6 separate regions of the Homo sapiens genome follow, and regions 2, 3, 4, 5 and 6 are each linked to region 1. The links are chromatin loops, found by intact Hi-C in ENCODE. Cell type or tissue: Caco-2. All regions are shown on one strand.

Region 1 (5,000 bases):
GCGAGAGAATACAAGAAAGAGTAAGGTCCAGTGCTTCCAAGTAAGATTGTGTATCAAGCCTTTGCAACATGTGGCAGAAATGCCTTATTTCACAGAAAAATTATATTATTGAAATTTGTTTTTAAAGGGCCTATTTTGTAATAAATATGATCACAGAAGGTACATTTTGGAATTTGTTTATAAACTCCATTTATACTAGCAACAGGCCCAGCAAGAGGCAGAAATAGTAAAAATAAATAAAGTTAGTCAACATCTCTTCTGTCCCAATATCTCCATGTCTACCTTAGACTAGATTTAAAGCTTAAGATAAGGGAATTCATTCTACAAAATATCAGTACAATTAAAAATTATAGCAATTATGGCTGTTACATTGCAAAATAAACAGATAAAGCAATGGAGCAGAGTGGAAAGTCTAGATATAGGCATAAAGTTTCTTTATACCTCTTATTGGAATATTATTAGACAATATTGGAAATAGTTCAATCAAAGAAGAGATAACTGATTCACTAAACAGAATTTGAATCAATAAATATTACCGAGCAAGTGATACTTATTACCAACTCAAGGTTAAGAGTCTCACCACATAGAGGATGTCAAATAGCATAACAATGCTGATAGCCGGGAGCAGTAGTCTCAGGAAGTCAGCCTCCCTTCCATGGTTTTCAGGTGTTGGGTTGGCCAAGGGAAACACAATTCACACTGGCATTGGAAGGAACAAAGTTTTGCTCACATAGAGTAGAAACAGAAAAGGTTAGCTTCAATAATGAGCTTCAGGCTCTCAGCCAATGCAAGGGGATGGTCTGCACACATTCCTCTTGTGATTCGGATAAAGGACATCCATTCCCTCCCTATGGAAACCCATATAGTACGGGAGTTGATGCACACACTTAAGTAGAACAAAAAGGTACACAAATTTGGAACAGATAAAGAAATTCCCAAACAGAGATGGGCGAAGCACAAGCTATGAAGGCTCTTAATTTCTTTGTAAGGATATATTCCCAACCCAAAGCACACTCTTATACAATTGGACAGGAAAGACTGTGCAAGTGACTGCTTCTCCCAAGAAATACCCCTTTGAAAAAATAAAAATAGAAGGATTCCTACCTCGTAGTATAAACGTAAATTAATAGCTGATTAGATAGGCAAAATTACAAAATTTAAAACTTTTATGACAAAAATATGAAATATTTACAAGATGCAGAAAGCATAATATATAACAAACAATAAATTTGTGTTATAATTGTGTATTCTATACAGATAAAAAATGAAAAGTTAAGCAAAAAATTTAAAAACATTCATTAAACACATAACATTATATAATTAGCATTAGCATATATCATTTTAATATATCAAACTTGAAAATCATATATTATTAGCAAATAGACAAAGGCTAAAAAAGGTTATTTACAAAACATGTAACCAAAATGATTTACCAAAGAACCCTCAATGCCATTTTAAAAATAGAGATATCTGTTCACACTCATCTACTTGGAAAAAATATTTAAGGAAATAATTTAGAAACTGTTAAGTTGGGTTGATGAGTAATTGAGCATTTGTTATATTACATCTATCTATCTATCACCTATCTATCTATTATCATCTTTATCAATCTATCTGTATCTATTTTTACTTTATGCTTGGGAAAAAAACCTTTGTTGAAATAAAATAAAAATTGTTAAAACTAAGAATGCTGCAACACAAGCCTTTTTGCTTCCTGCTGTAGCAAAATAAATGCATTCTTTTTTTTATTTGGAAAGCACTTGGAAAATTAGTATGCTTAATGTTAAAAACTTTATACATTATTACATAATAATTCAATTTTGAATATCCTAAAAAAATTGCAAGTGGTTAAAAAAGCTGTATTCGTTAATATTTCCACTAGCGTGTTACATGTAATAAAATTTTTGAAACATATATTCATTGATAAAAGAATACTAATTCAGGTGACCAAGACAGCTTGTTAAAAACTGATTCTTTACAAACTGAATGTAAAAGTTGTTTCTCATTGAAAGAATACTGATGTTTTGCTAAATATTAAACCTGGATATGAACTGTTTAAATATTTTTTAAACTTTATCAGGTTAATATTATAAAAGCTTTCCTTAAGATACATATTTTTTCCTAAGTGTATTTAATTGAATTAACAGGGCTTTCCTTAAAGATGTTAAATTGGTTCTGTGTATCTAACATATTACTAATAAAAATATTTAACAAATTTTTAATTCACGATCTCATATTAATCTGACTTGTATCTCTAGAAGAGATATAATGTGATGTAAATTTGAAATGATTCCAAACTTTTACATAGTTTGCTACTTGAGTGACATATGTTTTGCTGTGATAAAAATTTGGAGTGTAATTCCGCCCTCCTTGAGAATGTTACATCATACCTTATCAGGCTCCGTATGTGAGTTATTGACCTTCAACTACTGGACTCCAAAATTCATAAGAACCCAAGATTTTACAGGCAGTTTGAAAGCTTAAGCCATGGCAGGGCTATCCTCTGTCAGCTGCTTCTCAGAAGACCAAGAGCTTAGGCTGTGGCTGGGCCACATCCCGTTAGCCTTTGAGCTAATCTCCGGCCAACACCGGCACCGCCCTCTAGTGTCTAGGGACAGCACACGTCACGCCGTCAAGGATCTCTGTAGTATTGGTCAAACCATCCCTCTCCACAACCTTTCCTATAAAAGCATGCCTCAAACCTCAATTAAACTTAACTTTCTACAGAGGCCTGCTTCCATCCTAATTGAGCAACTAGACTTTAACAATTCTGGATCTCACTCACTATGTGGTAAATTGTACCTGATCTATCAAGTGTATTCTCTGTGAGTTGTTAGTTGTTCTCATTATTCTTCCCCTCTTTAAGCATTAAAAAATAAAGAAAAAAATCTGTGTATGATCATAACGATGTGATTTATAAAATTAGACTTTTGATTGTCTTCTTATTTTAACTATAAAAAACATATCATTTATACTTTAACAAATATTTTTGGTAGAAGAAACATCTTTCACGAGTAGCATCTCCAGAAGCAAATGATTTTAAAACAAACTTAAAGAAAAATTGAATTAAAAATTGAAATAAAATAGACAGAAAAATATGCACACTAACTCTCATTGAATGACTCTACTGATTGTTCTAGGATTTTCCATTTCAATTTTTCTTTTTAATAATCATCTGTTACTCATTTTACCATATTAAATTTTTATCTTTCTCACTAACATCTTTTAAAAGTAAGAAATGACTTCATTTTTTAATACTACTCTAAATAGTCTAGTAGTTTAATGGTACTATGGAAAGAAAGAAATGAAATTCTAGTGAGAATTCCTCCCACAAAATATGTATTTAACTACAGCTATTTTTTTTTAAATTTTACTATTATTGAACTGGCATAGAGACAGGGAAAATAACCTGATTTTTATTATTCTCTTGTATGACACATTCTATGCTTGCTTTCTATTATATTTTACTTTTAGTAGTTTCAGTATATTTTGAAGAAAATTTCTAAAAATTAATCATTATAAATTTTATATAATGCAACAAGTACTATTGAGTTATTTCAAAATGCAAATTGCACATTTACTAATTTGGAACTTATTTGCCCTAGCACCATCACCAGAGGGAAAAAACAATCACAAAGCTTTGCTTAACATTTGTATCTATGAGGAACCACTGACCTTCAGTTAGTGCTATTAAATTTTTTTAAATATCATTTTATTCAACTGAGTGGCTATGGAAAAAGTCTGTTTTAGAAGGATGATATTATCTAAATTAAAAGTGCATTTATGTGTGACAACATAAGGTCAAATACATTTCTACTTTATATGTTATCCAGAAGCCTGAACAAAAGTCGTAAGTTATTACATCACAATTATTATACTTTTTAAATTGCTATTTTACTTTATATTATGAGGTGTTAGCTCTCTTTTTCCAATTAACAAAAACCCTACTGCCTAAGCATTTTTAACAAATGTGAGCAAATATGGCTTCTTAAAACTTGCATCTCTACTTAAAATTTTTTAAGTGAATTTCACAAAACTTTTTTAAGACATATGAAGAACAGTCTATTAATCTATATACAAAGAGTTTATAATGAAGATAGTTGCATAAATGATTTAGAAGACACTGTCACTACTCTATTCCTCATCAAATGCTCATTAACAACAATGTCATCAAGTCTCAGAAGTACATTTGGTGTTTTGATTAATTAATTCTGACACATAAGAGTTTGGTTAAGCAATTACTCAGCAGTTTACATATTGACTACTTTGCATTGTATTAAGTATAGTGAAGGATACATAAAAATAAAATATTAGGTTGGTCCAAATGTAATTGTGGTTTTTGTCATTACTCTTAATGGCAAAAGTCGCAATTACTTTTGCACCAACCTAATACAAGACACATACTCATACAGGGATAATATCTTTTTGGAGGCACAAAATTTATATGTAAATTCAACTAAAAAGCACATGTGATTTAGTTTAGGAATTTATATCATTATCACATTTATCTTTTGTTATTCTTTAAAACATAGTGAGTTTTTTTTTCTTTTTAATGTATAAAGATTCTTCTCTTATTCCTCTGTTGAACTTGATTCCCTGCTGATCATACAGTATCTTCCCCTGGACAAAATTTCTGTGAACAAGATTAGGGGGAAAAAGAGTTGAAGAGGGCTGAGCAAGAGTCTTTCCCTATCAAGTCTTATGTCTGGCAGGAGTTGCAGAGAATAAGATGTCTATGTCAGGCATAGTGTGAGAAGCAGAAAAAGAGGACTCTAGAAAAAAATTTACTTCATTTATTTTTCTTGTTAAGAAATTAATTTTTTAATTTAGAATTAACACATAGTAATTGCACATATTTATGGGATGTAGCGTGACATTTTAGTGAATGTATGTATTTTATAAAGATCAGATCAAGTTAATTAACATATCCTTCACTTTAAATATTTATCATTCCTTTGTTGTGGCCTCTTCTAGATATCTTAAAATACACACTACATTAT
Region 2 (5,000 bases), 290 kb before region 1:
AATGCAACCCATTTTTGCATAAAAAATAAGATTGTACTGTGTGGAGATAATCAGGTAGTTATGCTGAACTAATGAGCTTTTCTTTTTCTGACAGTACTCTGATATAGTAATTGGAGAATTTAGTTATTCCTTAGATTCAGGAATGATGAGTTCTCTACCTTTGGTTATCATGAAAGATTTCCTTATACTAGAATATCCTGGTCAGGTAAGTGCATTAACAAAGCAACACTCCAATCCATTGATAACATTATATGAAATAATAGGCTGTCTATTCATTTACATAAAATCATTCATTAAAACTGAGATACTTTGCATATAATATAAATTAATTGTGCCCACTTGCCAATGTTACTTTTATTAAATAAATGGATCTGAAACTATGTGTTATTTTTCTTCAAAATCTTTAAAAAGTGGTCACTGGGAAATGATAATACCAGTTAGGATAACTTAACTTTGTTTAGAGGAAATATTTCTTCTAACTTGAAAACACATTTTACGAGTTATATTTTCACAATTTTAGACATTCTGCCTCTCATTCTGTTTGTCTCAGGTCCTGATTATCTTTCAGAATTTAGTCTTGATGCTCTGTGACCATATACATGCTCTTTCTGCACTCTAAAAATAATATTCAATACAAAATACAAAATAGGATATCAAGGGCCTACAAAATTCATTTAGACTAGTAGCATATTTTTTTAGCACATGTGGGCAACATTCTTATGAAAAGATGTTTTATTGTTTCCCCAGTATGACAAAGAAGCTAGTGAGAAAGTGGCAAATCCTCCATGTTTGGCTATTTTACTTTCAAGCTCTGGCCAGTTTCTTACACTGTTGTGGCAATAGCCTTTGGTTTGCTATTTCTTTTCCTTTCTGATGCTCCCTTCTTTTCATAGTTTGCTGTATTCACGGTTGAGGAAATGAAAGCGTCCATACTGCAATTAAGTTAGTTTCTTGCATGTACCCAACATAAGAAAGGCAAGTAAATGACTACTTTTTAAGATAAGCATGTCTTACCTCCGAGTCTATGTTTAGAGATTTTAAAAGTATGGTATTACTTTTTAAATATTTCTAAGACAAGCATACTTGAAAAAATGTTATGCCTTTTTCTAATTCCCTTCCTTTTCTGGCTTGTTTGAGGGAACCCAGACTATAAAACAAAGCTGATGAGAAGCCAAGAAAAGACATGATTAAATTAAAGCAAAATAATGAAAGAACAGAGTCACTTACATATTCAGCAAAAGCCAGCAAAATATATATATATATATATGAACAAAAGAAGAGAGGGGAAAAAAGGAAGGGAGGGAGGGAGGGAGGAAGGAAGGAAGGAAGGAAGGAAGGAGGAAGGAAAAGGAGGGAAGGAAGGAAGAAAAGGAAGGAAGAAAAGGAAGGAAGGAAGGAAATGTTCTCAAACTAAAATGTGTTTTCTGCAAGCTGAGTGAGCAAAACAGAGATTTCTTGCAGCTGTTACATTTGCTCTTAGAGCTGAAGTGGTAAATCAACTCAAGATGATCTGTCAGCCAATCAAGAAATCTTTACGTTTTGGCTGGGTCTTTAGTACAGAGATCTGGGTGGTCACAGGTTGCTTTCCTGTAGGATAATGTTTAATGTACTGTACAGCACATCCTTGAAAACTGGCCAAGACTATCATGGATTTGGCAGACACTTTCTGCAGCTCTGGGTGCCAACAGATGTCTTTGCTAGGTGAAAACAAATAAGAACCAAAATTCTTCCCAGCCTGCTGAAATAAAAGGTTCCTGGGAATTGCTGAGTGTTAAATTGCTGTCCTAAAACCTTTCATTTTGTGCTCTTGTTCTGAGTTGTGTTTTTGTTGCAATTGGCTCCCGGCCTAGGAACTTGGTGTGCTCTGCTGGGTTAACCATGATAAGCAGCTGGTGTGAGGGACCACTCCACAGTGGCTCAGTGGAGTTCAGGATTACCTCTACCACAAGAGGGTAGTATAAATCTTTGAAAGGCAGAGGTGATATTGTGATTCCCATCCCCAATCACTCTTCTGTTTTAACCTGGTCTCTGGCTCTGACTGTTTTACTTTTCCCCTTTCTCTAGAAACTCATACAACTGCCATTCTGAAAGCTTACATTGCTGTGGCACTTTATTAGCTTCAAAACTGTCAAAAAACAATCAGTGTGACTGTCTGCTGTCTGCAGGGGAGGGGGATATTCAACAGTTAGAATCTATATTCATATACTGGTAAACATTTTGAAACTGTCCCCTTAAGACCCATGAATAAGATTATGGAATGTTTTCTTAGTATTCAATGTCTATGTAATAGAAGGAAAAGGGATTAGCTGGAGGCGAATATGCATTCACAAATATTTGTTATTGAAAATTGCAAGAAAACTTGCTCATTCATTTATAAGTATTTTATTGAGATTTTTATTAAACCTCCACTACATACTATACACTAAGGATACAGCAGTAGGCTAGAGAGACCACCCTGCTCTCATGGAGCTTGCACATGAGTGTGAAAGACAAATACCAAGTGAGTTTACAAACAGTTATAAAAGTCTGGTGGTGGTAAGTGTGAAGAAGGAATATGAATCAGGATAAAGAGATGTGGGGAAAAGGGCAGTGTGATTTAGATAAGGTGGGTGAGTAAAGTTCTTAATCAAATACACAGGTGAGTACATATAAATTGAGTGGTATTTATCCATTCATTTAACATGTATTTATTGACTACCTAATATATATAATTTATGTCAGATGTTCTATTTAGCATTTAGTCAATATTATTTACATTCTTCAGGTATCAATTATTGCCACTCTTGCATAGCATAGATTTCAAGATATAAGGTTTTGATATTAAACATCTGTGTTTGCATCTTACTGTAATGTGACCTCTGGTAATTTTTAAAATACTTTTCTGATATATAAAATAATATGTACCATAGAGTTGTCAGGCATATTAATGACATAGCAAGGGAGAAGGGCCAAGCATAATACTTGAAGCACAGTTTATACCTATCAAATGTCAGTTACTGAAATTCTTAAAATCAATGCATAGCCGTATCTTTCAAGTTAAAAATATTAACAGTATAATCATGGGACCCTTTCCGTCCTTAAAAATCTTCCATAATTTAATGGTACCATGTTCAAAATGAACAGTTACAGACTGGAACAGAAAAAAAAAGAAAACTGCCATTGCTTTTCTACAAATGAAAACAAGTTAACTCATAAGCCCCCATTTTCAAAATATTATTCGTTCAAGGTAAATCAACTACAGATGGTCTCTGACTTACCATGGTTCAGCTTACGATTGTTTAATTTTACAATGGTGAGAAAACAATATGCATTCAGTAGAAACTGTACTTCAAATTTTGAATTGTGATATATTCCCAAGCTGAAAATATGTTGTATGATACAATACTCCCTTCTAGTTCTGGGCAGCCAGTGAGCCAAAGCTCCCAGATGGCCAAGAGATCACGATGGTGAACAACTGATAATCTACAGTGTGCTGTGCTGGAAAGTATTTTTTGTTGTGTGTGTTTTTTTTTTTTTTTCTTTGAGATGGGGTCTCACTATGTTTTCCAGGCTGGTCTCAAACTCCTGGGCTGAAACACTCCTTCCCTCAGCCTCATAAATAGCTGGATTACAGGCGTGAGCCTCTGCACCTGGCCAGAAAATGTCTTCAATCATAGATTGCAGAGCTCCACCGCCAGAGTTTGTGATTCAGGAGGTCCTGGGTGGAGCCTGATAACTTGAGTTTCTAACAACTTTCCAGGTGATGCTGATGCTGCTTGTCCACGGACCACTCACCCAGATAAATCGTTATTTTCTTTTGGGCTTGAAAATCATTTTGCTACATTTTTCCTTCTTTGTATTTTATAACATAAAACGTATCTCTCAGTATTTCAAAATCAGCTCTTAGTATTTCAAGTCTAATTTTGCTAGGCTTCCTTTTAGGATTTTTATAGCTTTATGTCTTACATTTAAGTCTTTAATTCATCTTGAGTTAATTTTTGTATATGGTGAGAGATAGGGGTTCCAGTTTTATTCTTCTACATACAGCTTGCCAGTTTTCCCAGCACTGTTTATTGAATAGGATGTCCTTTCTCCAGTGTATGTTTTTGTCAACTTTGCCAAAGATCAGTTGCTTGCAGGCATGTGGCTTTATTTCTGACTTCTCTATTCTGTTCTGTTGATCTATATATCTATTTGTATACCAGTATCATGCTCTTTTGTTTACTATAGCCTTGCAATATAATTTGAAGTCAGATAATGTGATGCCTCCAGCTTTGTTCCTTTTGTTTAGGATTGTTTTGGCTATTCAGGCTGTTTTTTGGTTCCATTTGAATTTTTAGGGTTGTTTGTTTCTAATTCTGTGAAAAACGACATTGATAATTTGATAGGAGTGGCATTGAATTTGAGGATTACTTTTGGTAGTATGGTCCTTTTGATGATGTTAACTTTTCCAATTCATGAGCATGGGGTGTTTTTCCATTTGTTTGTGTCATCTCTGATTTCTTTAATCAGTGTTTTATAGCTCTCCTTGTAGAGATCTTTCATCTCCTTGGTTAAATGTATTCCTAGGTTTTTTTTTGTAGCTATTGTAAATGGGATTGAGTTCTTGATTTTTTTCACAGCTTGATCATTATTGGTGTATAGAAATGCTATGGATTTTTGTACGTTGGTTTTGTATGCTGAAACTTTGCTGAAGTCATTTATTAAATGCAATATTCTTTTTGAGGAATCTTTAGAGTTTTCTAGGTATAAGATGATATCATCAATGAATAAAGATAATTTGAATTTCTCTTTTCCAATCTAAATACTTTCTGTTTCTTTCTCTTGCCTGATTGCTCTAGCTGGGACTTCCAGTACCAGGTTGAATGGGAGTGGTGAAAGTAGGTATTCTTATCTTGTTCTGGTTCTTAGGGGAATGATTTCAAATTTTGCCTGTTCAGAATGATGTTGGATGTGAGTTTGTCATAGATAGCTTTTATTATTTTGAAGTATGTTTGTTCAATGCCTCCTTTTTGGGGATT
Region 3 (5,000 bases), 340 kb before region 1:
CAGGATGTTCCAGGCTTACCTTGTATCTAACCTGAGTCAGTCCTATAAACAGATATTTCTCCAGGGGGTCTGGTTCTGGTCCCTTTTACTGAATAATAATATTAGAAACCAAGATCTGAGTGTCAGGTTTCCTTGTTGCTACGGGACGCCCATTGGTTCTAGCTTTACCACAAGGAGATATACACCTGAATACTATCCCATGTATTTAAAAATTTGTATCTCCATGTTTTTAATATTTAACCATCTGTATGGATATTAATCTAAACATGAGTTTACTCCAATGCCTCCAAATCTTAACATGTTATCACATAGATCATTCTTGCCTCCTTCTCTTGCTTATTTAAAATCTCCAAATCTAACTGTAGGAATTCCAGCTACCAACATTTGCCATCAACCTTATGTAATTGTTCAGTTATACTGTTTACGTATAGCGGTTTAAGAATGATTAATTAACTTTACCCTTGTAGATGCTACTTTATCAACTGGAGCGATTATGTAGTTACTTTTTGCTGTTATTCTTACGAATTCCAGTCATTTCAACAGTTATTTGGGTTATCACCTTATTACCCTAACCCTTGAACAAGTTTATTTTATGCATTTGTAATTCATTTATATTCTTTGTCATTTTCTGAATTCTATGCTGGAATCTCCTGATCTCCTAAATTATATTTGATAAAACTTGCATACATTAAGGTAATTTTTCATATTATAAGCTTATGTAGACTTTGCCAAGTGCTTAGTGTCTAGTCCTCAATGTCATAGTATCAGTCCAGTACTCAACATTACAGTATTGTATATAAAAGTTTCACCTTCATAAAAAAAAAAGAAAGCCCCTGTGTTTTACCAACTGAACAACTGCCTTCCTAAAACCCTGGAAAACTTATTTGTTTTCTGTCTTCACATAGTTTTGCCTTTTTCAGAATGTTATATACATTGCAATCATATAATATGTAGCTATTTTAAAGTGCCTTCTTCCAATCAGCAATAGGCATTTAAGATTTATCTATGTGTTTTTGTGACTTAATGGCTCATCTCTTTTTTACCACTGAATAGACTCCATTTTATAAATATGTTGCAGCTTATTTATCTATTTATCTATTGAAACATCCTTGTTGCCTCTACCTTTTGGTGATTATCAATGCTATAAATGCTATAAACATTTATAATGCTATAAAAAGTTAATTTTTGTGGACTTTTTTAAATCAGTTAGGTAAACACTTAGCAGCATGATTGCTAGACCTTTGGTAAAAATATATTTAGCTTTGGAAGAAATTGCCAAACTGTCTTCAAAATGTCCCAACAGTTGGCATTGTCAGGTTTGCTTTTTTTGTTTATTTTGTTTTATTTATATTTTAGGATTTTAGCCGCCCTAGTTAGTATGTAATAGTATATCTCATTGTCATTTTAATTTGCAATTCTCTAATAACAAATATTATTGTACATCTTTTTATTTACTTAAGGTATCTGTGTATCATCTTGTCAGGTGTCTGATATTCAGATATTTTGCCCATCTTTAATTGGGCTGTTCACTTTCCTGTTGAGTTTTAAAAGTCCATTATATATTTTAGATACAAGTCCGTCATCAGATATGTGTTTTGCAAATACTTTCTTGCAGTTTGTGGCTTATCTTTCCATTCCTTCAATAGTGTCATTAGCAGAGCAAAAGTTTATAATTTTGATAGCTAAATTTGTGGATTGTCCTGTTAATGTTGTATTTAAAAACCCATAATCAAACCCAGGTCATGCACACTTTTTTGTTTTCTTCAAGAAATTTTATAATTTGTATTTTACATTTAGCTCTATTATCAATTTTGAGTTAATTTTAATGAAAAGTGTAAGATGCTTAAGTTCATCTTTTACATATAGATGATATAGTTTAAATGTTTGTCCCCTCCAAAATCTCATGCTGAAATGTGATCCCCAGTGTTAGAGGCGGGGCCTGGTTGGAGGTGTTTTGATCATGGGGGCAAATCCCTCATGAACGGCTTAGTGCTCTCCTCATGGTAATGAGTGAGTTCACACTCTATCGGTTCACATGAGAGCTGGTTGTTTAAAGGAGCCTAGCACTTTCTCTGTTCTCTCTTCTTATCCCCTCTCTCTCCATGTGACACTCTCGTTCCCCTTTGCCTTCTTCCATAGTTGTAAGTTTCCTAAGGCCCTCACCAGAAGGAGACACTGGCACTATGCTTCATGCACACCCTGCAGAACCATGAGCCAAAGAAACCACTTTTCTTTATATTATTACCCAGGATCAGGTATTCTTTTATAGCAATACAAACAAACTATGCAATGGGCATCCAATTTGCTTCAGCGTGATTTCTTGTAAAGACTGTAATTTCTCAATTGAATTGCTTTTGCTTCTTTGTCAAAGATAAATTGACCATATTTGTTTACATGTATTTTGGGGCTTTATCCTGTTCTCTCGATCTGTGTTTATATTCTTACCCCAATGCCACATTTTCTTGATTATTGTAGCCTCATAGTAAGTCTTGAAGTTAGATTGTATCAGAATGCCAACTTTTGCCATTACGTTTAATACTTGTGTCAAAAGAGTTTGTACTGGGTTGTTCAGGTCAACCTCCAGGCCAGTAGGTGGCACTCACAGATAAGAACTGACTGCCGGTGGCAGCAGCATGGTTTATGCCTGATCTTCACTTATGGAGGGAAGCACTCCAGGGCCTCAGACAATGGGCTTGTTCCCAGAACACAGCCTGGGAGAAAGGATGAAGCTAAATGGAGCTGGATCGAACAAGCCTGCTGCCCTTGGGTCCACTAATAGCACGTTCAAGCACCAACCCCGATGGGGGTAGCAGGGAAGTCATTGGGACCTTTATGAAATGTGCTGAGGTCCCTGAAAAGGGGTTGGGAGAGAAGGATGGGACTATCTCAGTGCTGTGGCCTTGGCAGGCAGGAATGTGATCTGTTTATCTGTCATATGCCCATCCTGGTGCTTGGGATATTCAGCTTGGTTAAACACTGCTGTTTACTTCCAAATTGCAATGTGGCATGGAGCCATAGGAGATGCCTGCTCCATGGCTCACCACTAAACTTCTGTGTGGTCTGGAGCACAGTGTAAAGTCTCTCCCAACAACACCAAATACAGCTCTACAGCTCTCCTGGTCTCCATGGCAGGAAAGCTACAACTTCATGCAGAGATGGGGAAGGACCCTACATTTTGGGCAAGCTGGGGTCAGGAGTTCATGCTGCCGGTGGACACTCAGCCACCCTTCACATTCCCAGGCAGCCTGCCTTCTAGTTTGCCTGTGTCAACTTCCCATGGAAGGAGAAATGGCAGCCTTTGCCGTGATGAGTGGAGAGGGAGAAGTCCTCCCCTCTATGCATGGGTTAGGGCACCGAGGTGACTCGGCCAGTGGGATGGGATTTTGCTTCTTGCTTACAGAGTCCAGCACAGAATTTGTGTCTCTGGCGGATGGAGTTGCCAATCACAGCCCCATGTAGTGAGCTGGTAGACCCTAGAAGGCATGTGCTTTGGTTTCCTTTGTCCCAGGGGCTTTCCCTGTTGTATGCTACACTTTACTTTCCCTTAGGAGTAGTACTCCCTGAGGGCTAGATCCCTGGGAACCCTGCAGTTATCTTGGGTCCAGCTAGCACTGTACTGCTGCTGCTGTCTGAGTAGGTGCTGAGGAATACCTGCAAGAACTCCCAAGATGTGGAGCACAAGAGCTGAGGTTCCCAGGGAAAGATACAGTCCCCCAGTGGCTGTGCCCTGACAATGGCAACACACCACAGTCACTTGAGTGTCAGGGGAAGGCAAGTGACGCAGCCTGAATTCATAGTCTGGTGTAATGTTCTCGAGAAATCTCCAAATCATTACCTTCAATGATGTCAGGGCTTGCAAGTGCAGAGGAGTTCTCCCACAGTTTAAATACTGGCAGTCTGCCACAGGAATGAGGGGAGTAAAAGTATTTCCACTTACCTTTTCCACACAACACCAAGTCCCTTGTGACTCCCAGCTGATCTATGCTAGCCACGTTGGCCTCTTGCTTTCTTCCTTTTCTGTGCCTCAGTTTTTTTTTGTTGTTGTTGTTTTCCCAGGAGTTCTCTATTGGGTTCTAGTAAACCCTCCTTGATAGCCTATTCAAGATGTGATTATCTATATGTAATTTTGGTCCTTCTTTCTGAGGAGAACTGGTGTCCAGTGTCTCTAGTTAGCCATCTTGAAGGAAAAAAAAAAAAAAGCTGAGTCTTCTAATCCTTGAACATGAACTTTTCTCTCCATTCATTTAGATCTTCTTTGATCTCTTTCATAAGTGTTTTGTAGTTTTTGTATATATGTTATTTACATATTTTGTTAAGTTTCTGTGTTAGTATTTCATTTTTTTGGTTATTATATATGATATTGCTTTTTTAAATTCAAATTCCAATTGTTAATTGCTGCTATATAAGAAAGTCATTGGCTTTTGTATGTTAACCTTAGTTCTTTGTTTGTTTTGTATATTAACTTTGCTGTAACTGCATATTACCTATAGGATTTTCTTGTGATTTTCTACATATACAATCATGTCATCTATGAGTAGAGAGAGTTTTACTTCTTCACTTATAATCTGTATAACTATACTTACTTTTTTCGTATTATTGCACTAACTAGGACTTCCGGTAAAATGATGAAAAGGACTGGTTGAAAGGAAATGTTTTCCTTTGCCCTGAACTTAGAGGGAAGACATCCAGTTTCTCACTATTAAGTACAATGTTAGCTGTAGGTTTTATGTAGATACTGTCTATAAAGTTGAGGAGATTTCTTTCTATACCTAGTTTTCTAAGAGTTTGTATTGTGAAAGTTTCAGGATACAAAATTAATATAAATAAATGAGTAGCACTACTATACCACAGAGACCAAGCTGAGAATCAAATTAAGAACTTAATCCCTTTTACAAAGCTGTAAAAAAGTAAAGTAATTAGGAATATACCTAACCAAGAAGGTGAAACACCTCTACAGGAAAACTACAAAACACTGTTGAAAGAAATCATAGATGACACAA
Region 4 (5,000 bases), 390 kb before region 1:
TCTTAGTTTTCTTATACAGCAAGGAAAGGTGAGAAATGAAGAAGCATGCACGATATTAAATATTTATTATTTTACCTTTTTTACAGGTTGAATTAAATTTTATTTAAAAGTAAAAATAATAGAAATAAAATAATGCTGCTTCTTGAATTAATTCTGTATAAATATCAAAATCTCTTTAAAAATGCATGATTAAAATAATCAAATAAATGTGATATTGAGCTGCATAATCCTCATAGGATAAAGGGGGCAGCTTAAATGAGTTTGTTAATAATAAATGAAAGGGAAAAAGAAAAGCTGCACTGAGCTCCATATTCACTTATTAATGAATCTTAATATTATCGCTTATTAATGAATACTAACTAGCTTATATAACCAAAAAAAAAAACAAATGTAATTTTCTTCAGTATATTATTAGGACACAATACAGTATGTTTCACCAATATAAATGCATTTATATTCTCAGCTATAATTTCAAAAGGCCATTTCAGAGAACACTGTTACAATTAAATATGAGGAAACCTGTTCAGTTCTCAACTCCTAGTACCAGTTATCTCTGAAGAAGTTCTTGTAATATGAGAAATAATGACCTAATATTGCAATAAAAGCAAGCCTTAAGCAGTTTTCTTAACTCTGCTTTTTACTGGCTCGGTGACATAGTATAAGTCATTTAATCTCCCTACATGTAGAATGGGAATTTACTCCTTATTCTCACTTTACAGCAATGTTAGGAGGATTAATTGGATAATGAATCTAAAGGCTCCTAGGCTCAGTAAAGAAAGACACAAATGCAATGTATTATTTGCCAGTGAAAGAGTCAATGAGGAAGCACTTTTCTTACTAATCAAAATTATTCCTAGCAAGAGAGTGAATGTTAGCAAGTAAATTAAGACAATTTTTGATAGAGTTTCTAGTCTCACATATCCTATGGCAGCAAGCTAGGAGAGCAAACAAAGCTCTCAGACAATTTAAATATATTCCTCTCATTAAGAAAGTGGGACCACCTCAAAGGCATAAGTGTTTTCCATAGTGATTTCATAAAGTCATTAAAGCATAAACTTTGAGATAGTTGGACCAGACCTAATGAAAGACACATGTTCAATAATAGTAAAAAAAAAAATAGTGGTCATTCAAATGAGGGTTTCTTCTTGTGTTAGCTTTGCATTGTTTTCTTAGAAAAAAGACCACACCATGGCAAATGATTTTAAAAGCAATGTAATGAAAAGCTATCTAATTTGGTAGCAGGTATAAAATATAATACCCAGAATTAATGATAAAAGGGAATACCTGTGAGCATTCATAAGAATATACCCATCGTGGAGTTATTGAAATAGAATTGGATTGGGAGTAAATTACCTCAGGCTGACCTTTTTGACTGTTTCTCCTTAGGGATTTTTGACCTCAAATTAATTTTTTTTTTTTGCAGTAAGAGATCTGCATTATATGTAGGATGTTTTCTAGCTGAAGGACAAATAATTATAATTTCCATTTAGAGAGCTTGAATTACAACAAGGGCTATTTTCTTGACCAATAGAAAATGAAACCAGCTCTGCCTTTGGTCCCGATGTCAAAGCTCCCAAGTGTGCCTTTGCCTTTTTTGGGAATCGCTGTATATGATGAGGTTTAGTGGACTGTCTAACTCTCAGTGGTGCCCCATTCAGTCTTATGTTGACTTTAACCACTCTTCAAATGTGAAATCAGGTTTGCGGCAGGATTTCTGAAGTTGTTCTATAAAACCAGCAACTCTCATCCTGACACTCTTTACAGGTAGTCTATGAAAATAGTTAATTAATACATTAGATAGTAGAGTTCTTACAACCAAATACTGCTTAACTTTACCTTTGAATAGTTTACCTGGTTTATGAATTGGAAGCATTAGCAATCATTTGCCAACGTCCTTCCATCAGTATGATTGATGGCCTTGTGGTTAACCATCTTTCCTCTTTCACTCTGTGTTATTGGATTGTAGCAATTATCTTGGTCTTTCAATTATAAGTCCTAATCGAATGATCTGATTTCTTCTGAGGACACTCAGAGCCTTTTCTCAGTCAAGTAATTAATTTAGTTTTAGACACATACTAGATATATTCACAGGGAGCAGATTACCCATGGTCATCCAGACAAGAAAAAACAAGTACATACGTATTGCAAGTGCTCTAAGAAAATTATATTTTTGTCAACTGATAATTTCAATTTAAAAGTAATAAAATAGTTAATAAACTATGTATCATGTAGTTAATTATAAATACATACTTTTAAAAGTTGATTATATAGGGTAACTTTTCTTATAATACATGTAATTTCTTGTTAAATTGATAATTATTCAACAACTAAATCTAATTTTAAAGTTTTTAGAAAGTAGCCAGTGAATCAGGGAAAGGTTTTGGATTAATTTGATGATATCATATATATTTTACATAGATGAGGCAATATTTTTTCTGTTTTTTTCCCATTTAATGTTTCGAATAATAAAGAAAAAAGAGATGTTTCTTTTAAATGCTTATTTTAAATCAGGGAAGATTTTTAAAGATTTTTGTTAACCTCACTGTAAAACTTTCTTCTATTTATACATAAATTACTGGCAGTTTAATTCTCTCTTTTTAACATTGTTGGAAACCTGTACATATATTTCTTCGACTAAATTTTTTTACTTTGAAAAATCTACCACAAGGTGGCAGTCAAGAAAAGTCTTTTAAATTTCATCTTGGAACATAATTTATGAGGTGAAGAAGTCAGGTTCATGTGAAGAGTTATCATACACCTGACATGTCAGTGGCCAAACCAGTACATAAAAGCTGATGTGCACTTCAATTAAAAATCATAATTATTCATACAGAGAAAACAGCAGGCTATGAAACTGAATGCTCTGGAATTGAGCCAGAAATCTTAGATGGACATCTTGACTTTAACAGTGTGAGCCTTGGCAAATCACATTAATTAGGGAATTCCCTAATTCCCTAATGTGTCAAGACACATTCATTTCTTTGTGCCAATCTAGCAGTCATTTTAATATCATAATGAAAAATAGCTATCTGAGACATTCAGCTCCAGCTACCTCCAGGATGCTATAGGAAGAAGCAGTGCTGAAAGAAGCTTTCAGTTTACAGCAATTCAATTTACCTCACCTAACCTCCACTTTCAGAGATAAAGCAGATAAGAGCATTGTGCTGGACACACTGGAGTATACACGGACAAACAAAACACAAATCCTTGGCCTCAAGGAAACAAACAATCAAAAACATAGGACAGACTAATATGGATAAGAAGGAAGTTTTCAGGAATTTCTTCACTAATAACACTTTCAATTATAAGTCCTAATTTGATGTACAAATATCAAAAATACATAAAAATATCCAAATTTCTCAGACTAACTGGAAGTAATATTTATAATTTCTATATTTTACATTTAATATTGAAACAATATCTAATTCATTTGGTAATATTTTATTTAAAAGTCCATAATATTGACTTGTGTGTACCGTGTTTAGCACGGGTTTATAATTCACTGCAAATATGGCAGCTTGTGTTTCTTATTTTACAGAGTTAAGTTTCTTCAGCAGTAAAACTACTGTCTGTATATTGCTTATATACAGAAAATTTGTCACCATACATTTATTAGTCATAGCAAAATGCCTGTACATAGCAGGTGTTCCACAAATATTGGTTACCTTACTGATAACCAATGTAGTTGAATATTTGCTATGTTTTCAACATATGATCTCATTCAATCCTCTATTTTCTTTATTGTGCTAACGAGAAAACTGGGACTGAATTTATTTGATTTCCCTAATGCCATATAATTTACAAGGGACAGGGACAGGGACAGGATTCCAAGCTGAGCCCACATGGCTAGAGAGTCTATGGTCTTAGCTATCACGTGAAGATGCTTCTTACAAGTTGATAAGGTTTAGATTTTTGTTCCTTCCAAATCTCATGTTGAACTGTAATCTCCAGAGTTGGAGGTGAGGCCTTGGGAGGTGTTTGGATCATGGGGGTAGATCCCTAATGAATGGTCTAGTGGCATCCTCTTGGTGGTAAGTGAATTCTCATCCTGAGTTCACATGAGAGCAGGTTGTTTAGAAGTATGTGGAACCTCCCTCCCCTCTTTCCTCCTGCCTCTCGCCATGTGACACATTGGCTCCCCCTTTGGCTTCCGCCATGATTGTAAGCTTCCTGAGTTCTCATCAGAATCAGATGCCAGCACCATGCCTCCTGTACAGCCTGCAGAACTGTGAGGCAGTTCAACCTCTTTTCTTTATAAAGTACCCAGCCTCAGGTATTTCTTTATAGCTATGGAAGAATGGACTAACACACAAGTTTTTGTCAAACTATCTTCACAGAGATGTTAAGGATGTGTCTTTTCTTTCATTTGAACTAGTATTGAGCCATGCAAAGCCCTTTTAACTTTAATATAACAGAACTCATGTGAATAAGTGTTTTGTTCCTCACACTAAATTGATACAGAACTAAACTTTTATCTCTAGTCCTGAAAATATCCATGGACAATGGTTATTGGAAAACAGAGACTATGTCCTCCTTTAACTTTTTAGGCCTTCATAGCTCTGTGTGTTCTTCAAATAATGGTAGCTTGCTGAACGTTGGTTTGCATATTTATGGGCTCTGGAGGGATTTGATAATATATATCACTGACTGGGTAACTAGTAAACATCTTTATCAGAGTATGTTTCTAGATGTATAGGCAATTTCTGTTACTAATTTGGTAAGTCTCATTGCATTTTCTTAAGGAATAATTTCAATATATACACTTGAAATTCAAATTTTTGAATTAAATGAAAGGCTGGAAACAACAGATGTCAAATGTTTACATCAAATTATCAACTAAGAACTTCTCTGAGTGATTACTTGCTTTATGTGTGCCAGGAAAACCATAATAAATGTATGTTCAATGTTTACTGAAATTTATAGTTAATAATTCCTTTTTATATGTAATCACCTTACCATGGTATGATCTCTTTCTCTCCCATATCATTTAACATTTATAG
Region 5 (5,000 bases), 86 kb after region 1:
AGACCTTTTCATTCCAAAAGGGAGAAATATAAAAGCTGACAGGAATAGTAGGTTCCAAGTAAGTCTAAAACTTAATAGGGGAAAAAAATAACTATTAAGACTCTAGAATAATCTTTGACTAAGTGTCTCACCTTTTGGACATGCTGGAGTAGGGATTGGGTCCCCATGACTCTAGGCAGCCCCACACCCATGACGTTGCTGGTCTCAGCCCGTGCCACACTTTCATAGGTTGGAGTCAATTGCCTTCAGTCCTCCTAAAATGGATGGAGTTGCTTCCAAGTGGCTCCATCAGTGTGGAGTTCTGAGGGTGGCCCCACCCCCACGGTTCCACTAAGCATTACCCGACTGTGGTTTTTCTGCAGTGCTTCCACTTTTGTAGCAGCCCTCTTCCTGGATCTCATGCTTCAGTCTCCAGGCAGCTCCATCCTTCAAAACCTAGGTAAAGGTATCCATGGCTCAAAATTTTCAGTTTTCCTTTGACACGTGAATCACCCCATCCCATCTCAGGGTGCAAATTTGATGTTATTATTGTTAAAGAGGGCATGAGTAATGGGTAAAAGGTTAAATATTAATTAGTATTTATTGAATCAAAGAAAAGAAGGAAGAAAAATAACACTGTTCTAAAAAATAATGAATGATTAAACTTTGAACCAAAATCTCAAAATTTTTATTGTTTCATACTCTACTAGAAGTTATATGAAATCAAGAGAGAGAAACAATTACAGGAATCATGCCTGAAAATTTAAAGAGAATTGAGGTAGTGTAACTACCCAGTAAATTTTACCCAGTAAAAGGACCATTGGTGTAATGTCGGAATAACTAAATATCTAAATATAATCCTTAGCTCTTAAATTTAACTTGTGAGCTATCTTCCAGTTATTAATTACCTTGGCTAACATAAACATAATTTTTTTTTATCAGATAAGGATAATGAGTCTCTCCTTACATTTTAGTTTGGCTAGTTAAGTGGAATCATATTTTGCCAGCATCTAAAATAGTTAATTAAACTAAATGCTAATAAAATATTAATCTATAGGTAATTTACTAAACAAATTGAGGATTTTAATTAGTAGTATCTCCAGTAAATTCATGGGTAACATAAGTTTCTATATTGTAATCTGTTTGACTTAAAGTTATTTGAATTAGGGAGCAATTTTTATTTTTATTACCACATAATCCTGGCATGGTACCTGGAACAAAGTAAGAAACAGACACATATTTGTTAAATATTGAGTAATAAGAAAGTTCATGCTGTTTTACTTTATCATGAGTTTTTTTCTCATTCTTCAAATTTTCACTTAAAAAATTATCCAGTAAATACAGGATGGTCAAGAATATTTCACAGAATTGCCTTCAGTTACATTCATTATTCACATAGCCATCATTTTTTATCATTAGAGACAGCATTTGAGCAGTACCATGAAAGTACAATCTGCAAAATGAGAATTAATTATATGTAATAACAGTTATGTAGATATAATAAAATTTTAAAAGTAAAATGATTCAAATATTAAGATATTTAAAATATCGAAACCTTTGGTCCTTCAATTATTTTCACATAATTTACTTAAATCGTGAGAGGTGGACTTGGGCTTTTACTAGTATTGGTAACTTTAATATATTACTTATAATTTGAGATTTCCCAAACTGCAATAAATGAAATATCTGTTAATAACTTAATTATTGTTTGCTTATATTGAAAAGTTTATTGCATAAAGGAAATCCCACAGTCTGCTCTTGAATTGATGGCAATTATCATAACATTATGAAATTACTATAACAAGAATATACAATTAATCAGTTCTATATTTCATACTAACATGTGTGTGCCCTGATGCATTGCTTTCAGCAATATAGCAGCTGCTCTTTAATGCATTTTTTATGTCTCCAAGTAATTCTTTCATGATGAATTACGGCACATTCAGCCAGAATTAATAATGCACCAACAGCATGTGTAAAAAATTAAGTCAAATTTTTACTGAAGAGTTAAATTTGATTTGAGATTTTAAATTTTAAATTTCAAATATATATATAAAACTTCTCATCTGATCAAAATCCTACCTTGACAATATCTTTAATGGTCAGGAATATTGTAATGGTTAACTGGATAAAAAGTACATATTCACCTGACAAATAAGTAGAAATTACCCATTCGCTACCATAAGTAAGAATTATCATCTTTGAAAGAGCTACCAGAGTAAACATTGTTAAATTTGTCATTTTAATTTGAGAGACTCTCATGTTACACATATTCTGTTATTTATGTGCTGTCCCCCTTACAACCCCTGTCCACCAGTGGAAAATATTCAGTAATTTTATTTTCCTTAGTCACTTTCACCTAAATGAACTCTATGAGAAGAGCCTTGAGTTGAATCATTTATACTGTATTATGAATTAAGTAAAATCAATGTAATCAGCAAGTATTCTTAGAATATTGATGGTTAAGGGATCACATCAGTCTGAGTCCAATCATGACAGAGAAACCACCCAGTAATTTGAACAAGAAAAGTTTATTGTGAAGAAATATTAGCTATACAAAGGAGTTGAAGTAATGAGGCATAGCCTTGTAAGAAGTAGAGAAACACTAAAGAATATTGATAGAGTATATAAAAGAATAGCCACTGTTTCTATGGCTAAAATAGAGCACCCAAGAAAATACAGACCATATGGGAGGACACAGCTATGGCTAAGTTAATGGCAAAGAAATGAGTGGCAGATAATGCAAAACTTGCTGAAGCTATTATCTTGAGCTTGCCCGTATCAACCCACTAGGATAGAGGGGAAAGTTATTTCCTAGAAGGTATCACACTGGAAACATTCTACTCCAAAACCACTCCAGAAGAGGATGTGAGGTAGAAGCTGTTGGCCCTTGAGTGCTGCTGGCTTTTATGTACTGCAGCAGATGGGAACTGGAGAAGCTGCAAGCACTGCACCTGCCAGGTGCGAGAGAAACTGTATATACTGTAGGAGGCTGCTAGGAGAGGACACTGGAATGAGAAGGCAAAACTCTTTCCTTCTGCAATGTCTCTCCAGCACCCTCTACTGATAAATCTCAACATCATTTTCAGCTTGTAAAGCAAAAATATTTAAAGTACAAAGATTCATGTTTATAGAGCAAGCAAAAATTTTGAATTTAGAAGTGAGAGCCAATAAATCCTTAACTGGCAGAGAGTAATAAATGCATAAGGACAATTATTCATGATCCCAAGGCAGTTACATGTGAAAATGTATTTGTCACATTAGGTGATAAGTATTATAAAAAAAAATCTAAAAGTAGGTCAGAGAAGGTGATACGAGTGGAGAGATGGTTCATGGAACACATATGACATAACATGCAGTTGGATGTGTCATACAGAGGGAAAACCATGGTCAAAGCAACAGGAGGAAATGGAAGGGAGTGACTAAAAAGTCCCCATTTGCTGTTACATTGCTATTTGCTTTTTGAGGACCTCTAAATAATGTGATAGATCTTATTTAATAGACAATTGAGATGATAAAGATTTTAAGTAAAGGACTCAGGAATTAAAAATGTGCTCTAGGAACATAATTTCCATATGGCAAACAAGACAACCAAAGCTGTTGTAGTCTACCAGAATTGTAAAGACTTATCTCTTACTATAAAATAGTTTTATTTTCATCTAAATAAATTTATATATGGGAAAGGAAGTGGAGTAGAGAATGAAAATGTAAACAGGTGCTTGGAAGCATGTTGATCCTCCATATCAACATGTAGGTTAGTAGTCCCTGCTCTGCCCTCCACTTGAGAACAGAATTAGCCATGTAAGATAACATATATAGGAATTATTATAAGAGGAAGGTCATATGGGGCTGCAAAGAAGAAAACTATTCATGATCACTCTATAATCGTATGCATCAAAGTTCATATAAATACATATGTGTATATATACATATGTATACATATGTGTCTGTGTGTATATATACATATGTATACATATGTGTATATATACATATGTATACATATGTGTCTGTGTGTATATATACGTATGTATACATATGTGTATGTGTGTATATATACATATGTATACATATGTGTATGTGTATATATATATGTGTATATATATGTGTGTGTGTACACACACACACACACACACACACACACACACATACTCATTGTCCAGTTCCCAAACTGTGGATGTTCAGGCTTCAATTAGCTTTTAGTTAATTGTGTTAATTGTGATGAAGTGCAAAATAAGCTAGTTAATATGGATTCAGGTCTAGACTGTGCTCTCTATTGTCCATGTAATGTTAGGCAATAAAAGTGACCTATAAAATCGCAATTTTAATATAGCACATGATTGCCATAAGAATAAAATATTGTAGGTGAAAATATGTATTAATTGGAAAGTATTATGTATTAAGAAATACAAGAAATTGATGTTATTCTGACCTACTTCAACTTTGTTGAGGCATGCTAGTATTTTAAATAACAAAGATTTATCGCTTAGAGAATCAATTTGTCAAAATTATATCCAGGATATATTTTCTTAAAGCAATTTTTCTCCTAAGTATCCAGGAGGAAATCCATTTTTCCTTTCTGGACTGAACAATGAAGAAAATAGTGTCGAAGTTAAGGTTTTTGACAGGCATTTCACAATCTCATAGAAACCTCATGCATCTTTCATATTTCATCTTATATAACTTATAACTACTCCAATTATATAACTTATAACTACTCTAATTTTTATATTTTTCAAATAAATAGCTTCAATATTTTTATTAAATGATTATACACATCCTCTTTTCCTTTTGTATAGGTCTACTCATTTAAGTGATATTACAAACTACAAACTCATTCTTTTTATTTAGAGATAAGGTTTTCTCTGTCATCCAGGCCTACTATAAATCTTGGTGTATAAAACATGAAAGTCAAATGCTATTTTTTAATTATTTTAAAGATAGGATCTTGTTCTTTTGCCCAGGCTGGAGTGTGGTGGTGCCATCTATCATAGCTCACTGCAGCCTTGAACTCCTGGGCTCAA
Region 6 (5,000 bases), 90 kb before region 1:
CAAAATAAATAATAAAGATTTCTTTATTTTCTAAACAAAAATTGAAGGAATTTATTGCCACCATGCCATACCTCCCACAGGAAATAATAAACAAAATTATTTGAGCAGAAGGGAACTGCTATTTTCTTGGGTCTAAGGAAAGGAAGAGTGTAAGAGAAGGAATAAATGGAGTTTTTTTTAAGAATAAAAAATCTTATATGTCTCTTATTATCTTGAAGATAATTGCTTGTTTAATGTAATAATAGTAACAATGTATTTGGTGATTATAGCACATGGATAAATGAAATGACTGACAACAATATCACAAGGGATGTATAAAGGAATTCGATACATTCTAAGTGTAATGTGTATCCTCAGACATCAGCTAGTATCAAATCACATAAAACAATCAATTAAAACCAGAAAGAACAGAAATAGATGGAAGGGAGAGAAACAAAGGAAATGCAAAATTTAGAAAGATTATAAACATGGTAGGTATTAATTATAATATATAATTAGTCAACTTAAATATTACTTGTCTAAGTACACCAATGAAGACATCGTCAAAATGAATGAAAAGAATAAAACCAATTATATGTTGAATACAAAAAAAATGTATCTTAGAGAGAGGTAGAGGTAGAGCAAGATACCTGAATGGAAGGGTTCTCCAATCATCCTCCCCACAGGAACACCAATTTAACAGCTATCTACACAAAAACGCACCTTCATAGGAATTAAAAAAAGCAGGTGAGTGATCACAGTATCTGATTTTAACTTCATATTGCTGAAAGAGGAACTAAAGAGGTTGGGTAAAAGAGTCTTGAATTCTGATGCCATCCATCTTCCATTCCTCAGCAGCAGTCACCTGTCTTGAAGAGATAATCTGTACACTTGGTGGAGGGAGAGCACAGCAATTATGGCGCTTTGCATTGGAACACAGTGCTGCCAACACTGAGCAGAGCTCCACTGATGCCCACAGAGGGAGCATTTAGACAAACCAGAGAAGAACTGCCCATCCCAGTGGCTGGAACCTGAGTTTCAGCAAGCCTTACCACCAAGGGCTAAAGTGCATTGAGGTCCTAAATAAACTTGAACAGCAGTCTAGGACACAAGGACAGCAATTTTTATGCAAGTCCTATTGCTGTACTGGGCTCTAAGTCAGTGGCCTTGGGAGGCACACAGTCTAGTAAGACACAAGCCACGGTGACTAAATCAGTGCTCGCTGCCTATAAGGGAAGGACATGAGCCTAGCTAGCTTTGCCATCTGCTCCATCGCCAACACCAGGCAGCACTGCTTGCATCTCTGAAAGAGACCTCTTCCCTTTGCTTGAGGAGAGGAGATGGGAGAGTAAAGAGGACTTTATCTTGCAACTTGGATACCAGCTCAGCCACAGTAGGATAGGGCACCAGGCAGAGTCATGAGGCCCCCATTCTAGGCCATAGCTACTATACAACATTTCTAGATACACCCTGAGCCAGAAGGGAACCCACTGCCTTGAAGGGAAATCCAGTCCTGGCAGGATTCATCACTTGCTGACTGAAGTCTAAGCTCCGGAAGAATACTCTGGATTACCAGGCAAAGACTCTTTTTCCCTTTCCTTACTCTCTCCCATACAAAAGAGTCTCTCTCTCTCTCTCTCTCTCTCTGTCTGCTGAGCTGCCCGGAGCTCTGGGAGGTATGACACAAGCACCCGTGTGGCTACCACACTTGGAACTGTGCTGCTTCAGACCTGAAGCCAGCACAGCACTGAGTCTCACCCAAGGCTCACTATAACCAATACCTAGCTACCTCCTAGGAGCGCTTAAGGCCCCAGGGCTCTACCGTCTACAGATGGCAAAGTGAGCTCGACTTGTGTCCTTCCCTTCAGACTCTGAATAATCAGCAGCAGTAGCCAGGTAGTACATATCATAGGCCTTAGGTATGAATCTTAGATGTGATGGCTTCAGGAGTGACCCAGCACATTCACATCTGTGGTGGCTATAAGCAAAAATTCCTTTTGCTTGAGAAAAGCAAAGGGAAGAGTAAAGGTGACTTTGTCTTTGCAGCTTAGGCACCAGCTCAGCCACGTGGATAGAGTGCCAGGTGGGCACTTGGGGTCCCAAATTCCAGGCCTTGGTTCTTTGATGTGATTTCTGGACCTACTCTGGGCTAGAGGGGAGCCCACTGCTCTAAAGGGCGAGTTCCAGGCTGGACAGCATTCACCATAAGCTGACTGAGAAGCCCTTGGGCCTTAAGTGAACACTGTGAGCACTGGTGGTTGCCTGGCAGTACCCACTGTGGGCCTGTGGTAATGGTTGACATGGGAAGAGACTCCTCTGCCTGAGGCAAGGGGAAGAAAGAGTGGGAAAAACTTGTTCTCCTCTGGGTGCCAGCTCAGCAGAAGTGGAAAAGATGTAGATTTCTAAGATTTCTGACTCCAGGCCCCGGCTCCTGGGTGAAATCTTTGGTCTCATCCAGGGACTGAGGGAACTTACTGCCATGAAGGGAAGGACACAAGTCGAGCTAGCTTTGCCATCTGTAGACGGTAGAGCCCTGGGGCCTTAAGCACTCCTAGGAGGTAGCTAGGTATTGGTTATAGTGAGCCTTGGGTGAGACCCAGTGCTGTGCTGGCTTCAGGTCTGATGCAGTACAGTTCCAAGTGTGATAGCCACACGGGTGCTTGTGTCACACCTCCCAGAGCTCTGGGCACCTCAGCAGACAGAGAGAGAGAGAGAGAGAGAGACTCTTTTGTTTGGGAGAGAGTAAGGAAAGGGAAAAAGGGTCTTTGCCTGGTAATCCAGAGTGTTCTTCTGGAACTTGTCCGAGACCATTAAGACCATACCTATATGAGTCTGCATGAGCCAAAGTGTTACTGGGCTTGGGGCGCCCCCTAATGCAGGTACAGCTGCAGTGACCAAAAACTTACATCACAACATCTAAGTCTCTTCAAATACCTGGAAAGCCATACCAACGACAGGCATAAACATGCCCAGACTGTGAAGACTACAATACAGACCTAACTTTACAATGCCCGGATATCAACAAATATCCACAAGCATCAAGATCATCCAGGAAAACATCACCTCACCAAATGAACTAAATAAGGCACCAGGGACCAATCTCAGAGAGACAGAGATATGTGACTTCTCAGACAGAGAACTCAAAATGGCTATTTTGAAGAAACTCAAAGAAATTTAAGATAACACAGAGAAGTGATTCAAAGTCCTATCAGATAAATGTAACAAATAAACTTAAATAATTAAAAAGAATAATAAATTCTAGAGTTGAAAAATGCAATTGACATACTGAAGGATACAGCAGGGTCCCTTAATAGCAGAATTACTCAAGGAGAGGGAAGAATTAGTGAGCTTAAAGACAGGCTATTTGAAAATACAGTCAGAGGAGACAAAGGAAAGAAGAGAAAGATCTAAATCTAAGTACAAGAAGGTTATAGAACACCAAGCCGATTTAACCCAAAGAAGACTACCTCAAGGCATGTAATAATAAAACTCCCAAAGGTCAAGATTAAAGAAAGAATTCTAAAAGCAGCAAGAGGAAAGAAACAAATAAAAGCAGACTTTCCAGTGGAAACCTTACAGGTCAGTAGAGAGTGACATGACATGTTTAAAGTGCTGAAGGAAAATAACTTTTACCCTTTGGGCTTCTCCTACCCTTAAGTCAACAGGCTAAGAAGGGAGTTACGGTGTTGGTTGGGGTGATTGACCACACTATCAAGATGAAATCAGTCTATGATTCCACAATAAAGGTATGGAAGACTATGCATGGAATACAGTAGATCCCTTGGGGTGTCTCTTAGTATTGCCATGCCCTGTGGTTAAGGTCAATGGGGAACTGCAACAGCTCAGTCCAGGCAGGGCTATAAATGACCCAGGCCCTTCAGGAATGAAGGTTTAGGTCACTCTACCAGGAAAAAAACCCACAACCTGCTGAGGTGCTTGCTGAAGAAAAAGGGAATACAGAAGGGGTAGTAGAGGAAGGTAGTCATCAATACTAGCTATGACCACATGACCAAATGCAGAAACGGGGACTGTAATTGTCATGAGTATTTCCTCCTTCTTTTGTTAAAAACATGTTTGTGCATGTATACACTTGTACTAAGAAAATACCTCATTGTATTTCCTTTTTCCTTCATCATGTGACATAAGATTTATTGACTTCATATCAGCATTTAAGTGTTATTAACTCTATGTAATAGCATTTGGCTTGGGGATTGGTGCATTTCCAGTTGTACAAAGGATAGTTGTATTACATTAGGCATAATTTTGACCTTATTATTGTCTTTATTTGAAGATTATGTCCGATCTCAGGAGATGTGTATGGGTTCAAGTTGACAAGGGGTCGACTTGTGATGATTAAGGCTGCGTGTCAACTTAATTGGATTGAAGGATGCACAGTATTGATACTGGGTGTGTCTGTGAGGGTGTTGCCAAAGGAGATTAACATTTGAGTCAGTGGGCTAGGAAAGGCAGACCCACCCTTAATCTGGGTGGGCATAATCAGCTGCCAGCAAGGCTAGAATATAAAGCAGGCAGAAGAACGTGAAAAAACTAGACTGGCTTAGCCTTCCAGGCTACATATTTTCCCCTGTGCTGGATGCTTCCTGCCCTCAAACATTGGACTTCAAGTTCTTCAGCTTTGGGACTCAGACTGGTTTCCTTGCTCCTCAGCTTGCGGATGACCTATTGTTTGACCTTGTGATCATGTGAGTTGAATACTCCTTAATAAACTCTCTCTCTATGTATATATGTTAGTTCTCTTTCTCTAAAAAACTCTAATATATGAGGTATTTTATTTTTTGTGTGGCAATTGTGAATGGGATTGCATTCCTTCAGTTTGACTGTTGGTTTATAGGAGTGCCAATAATTTTTGCACGTTAATTTTTTATCCTGAGACTTTGTTTTAGTTGTTTATCAGCTTAAGGACCTTTTGGGCTGAGACTATAGGATTTTCTAAATATAGGGTCATGTCATCTGCAAACCGGGATAGCTTGACTTCCTCCCTTTCTATTTGGGTGCTCTTT

The links. A loop is a pair of places that touch in the nucleus more often than their neighbours do. Peaks named below come from ENCODE experiments on the same cell type or tissue, not always from the same donor. Only the 100,000 strongest peaks of a DNase experiment are listed, where the experiment ranks them.
Region 2: a loop joins it to region 1, with 8 times the contacts of the local background. A loop is called at or near these places in 11 of 110 quality-filtered maps.
Region 3: a loop joins it to region 1, with 18 times the contacts of the local background. A loop is called at or near these places in 6 of 110 quality-filtered maps.
Region 4: it touches region 1 in a loop (11-fold over the local background); 19 of 110 quality-filtered maps call a loop at or near these places.
Region 5: a loop joins it to region 1, with 3 times the contacts of the local background. A loop is called at or near these places in 2 of 110 quality-filtered maps.
Region 6: it touches region 1 in a loop (7-fold over the local background); 4 of 110 quality-filtered maps call a loop at or near these places.

Annotation. Positions count from the first base shown.
Region 1 is chr12:74,019,634-74,024,633 of GRCh38, reverse strand. It overlaps LINC02394 (long intergenic non-protein coding RNA 2394), which reads right to left and starts at 2,554. Exons shown (of 3, transcript NR_187487.1): 1 at 2,391-2,554. In Caco-2, a CTCF peak has its summit at 2,626 (motif pointing left); a DNase peak (open chromatin) is centred at 2,573.
Region 2 is chr12:74,314,127-74,319,126 of GRCh38, reverse strand. All of the region lies in intron 2 of LOC107987178 (a long non-coding RNA gene), which reads left to right. Among named protein-coding and RNA genes, the nearest start is that of LINC02882, 24 kb to the right of the region's middle. In Caco-2, a CTCF peak has its summit at 1,908 (motif pointing right); no DNase peak of the experiment used is centred here.
Region 3 is chr12:74,363,395-74,368,394 of GRCh38, reverse strand. No RefSeq gene overlaps it. Among named protein-coding and RNA genes, the nearest start is that of LINC02882, 73 kb to the right of the region's middle. In Caco-2, a CTCF peak has its summit at 2,600 (motif pointing right); a DNase peak (open chromatin) is centred at 2,624.
Region 4 is chr12:74,410,495-74,415,494 of GRCh38, reverse strand. No RefSeq gene overlaps it. Among named protein-coding and RNA genes, the nearest start is that of LINC02882, 120 kb to the right of the region's middle. In Caco-2, a CTCF peak has its summit at 2,779; no DNase peak of the experiment used is centred here.
Region 5 is chr12:73,933,975-73,938,974 of GRCh38, reverse strand. No RefSeq gene overlaps it. Among named protein-coding and RNA genes, the nearest start is that of LINC02394, 86 kb to the left of the region's middle. In Caco-2, a CTCF peak has its summit at 3,030 (motif pointing left); no DNase peak of the experiment used is centred here.
Region 6 is chr12:74,109,751-74,114,750 of GRCh38, reverse strand. No RefSeq gene overlaps it. Among named protein-coding and RNA genes, the nearest start is that of LINC02394, 90 kb to the right of the region's middle. In Caco-2, a CTCF peak has its summit at 2,858 (motif pointing left); a DNase peak (open chromatin) is centred at 2,840.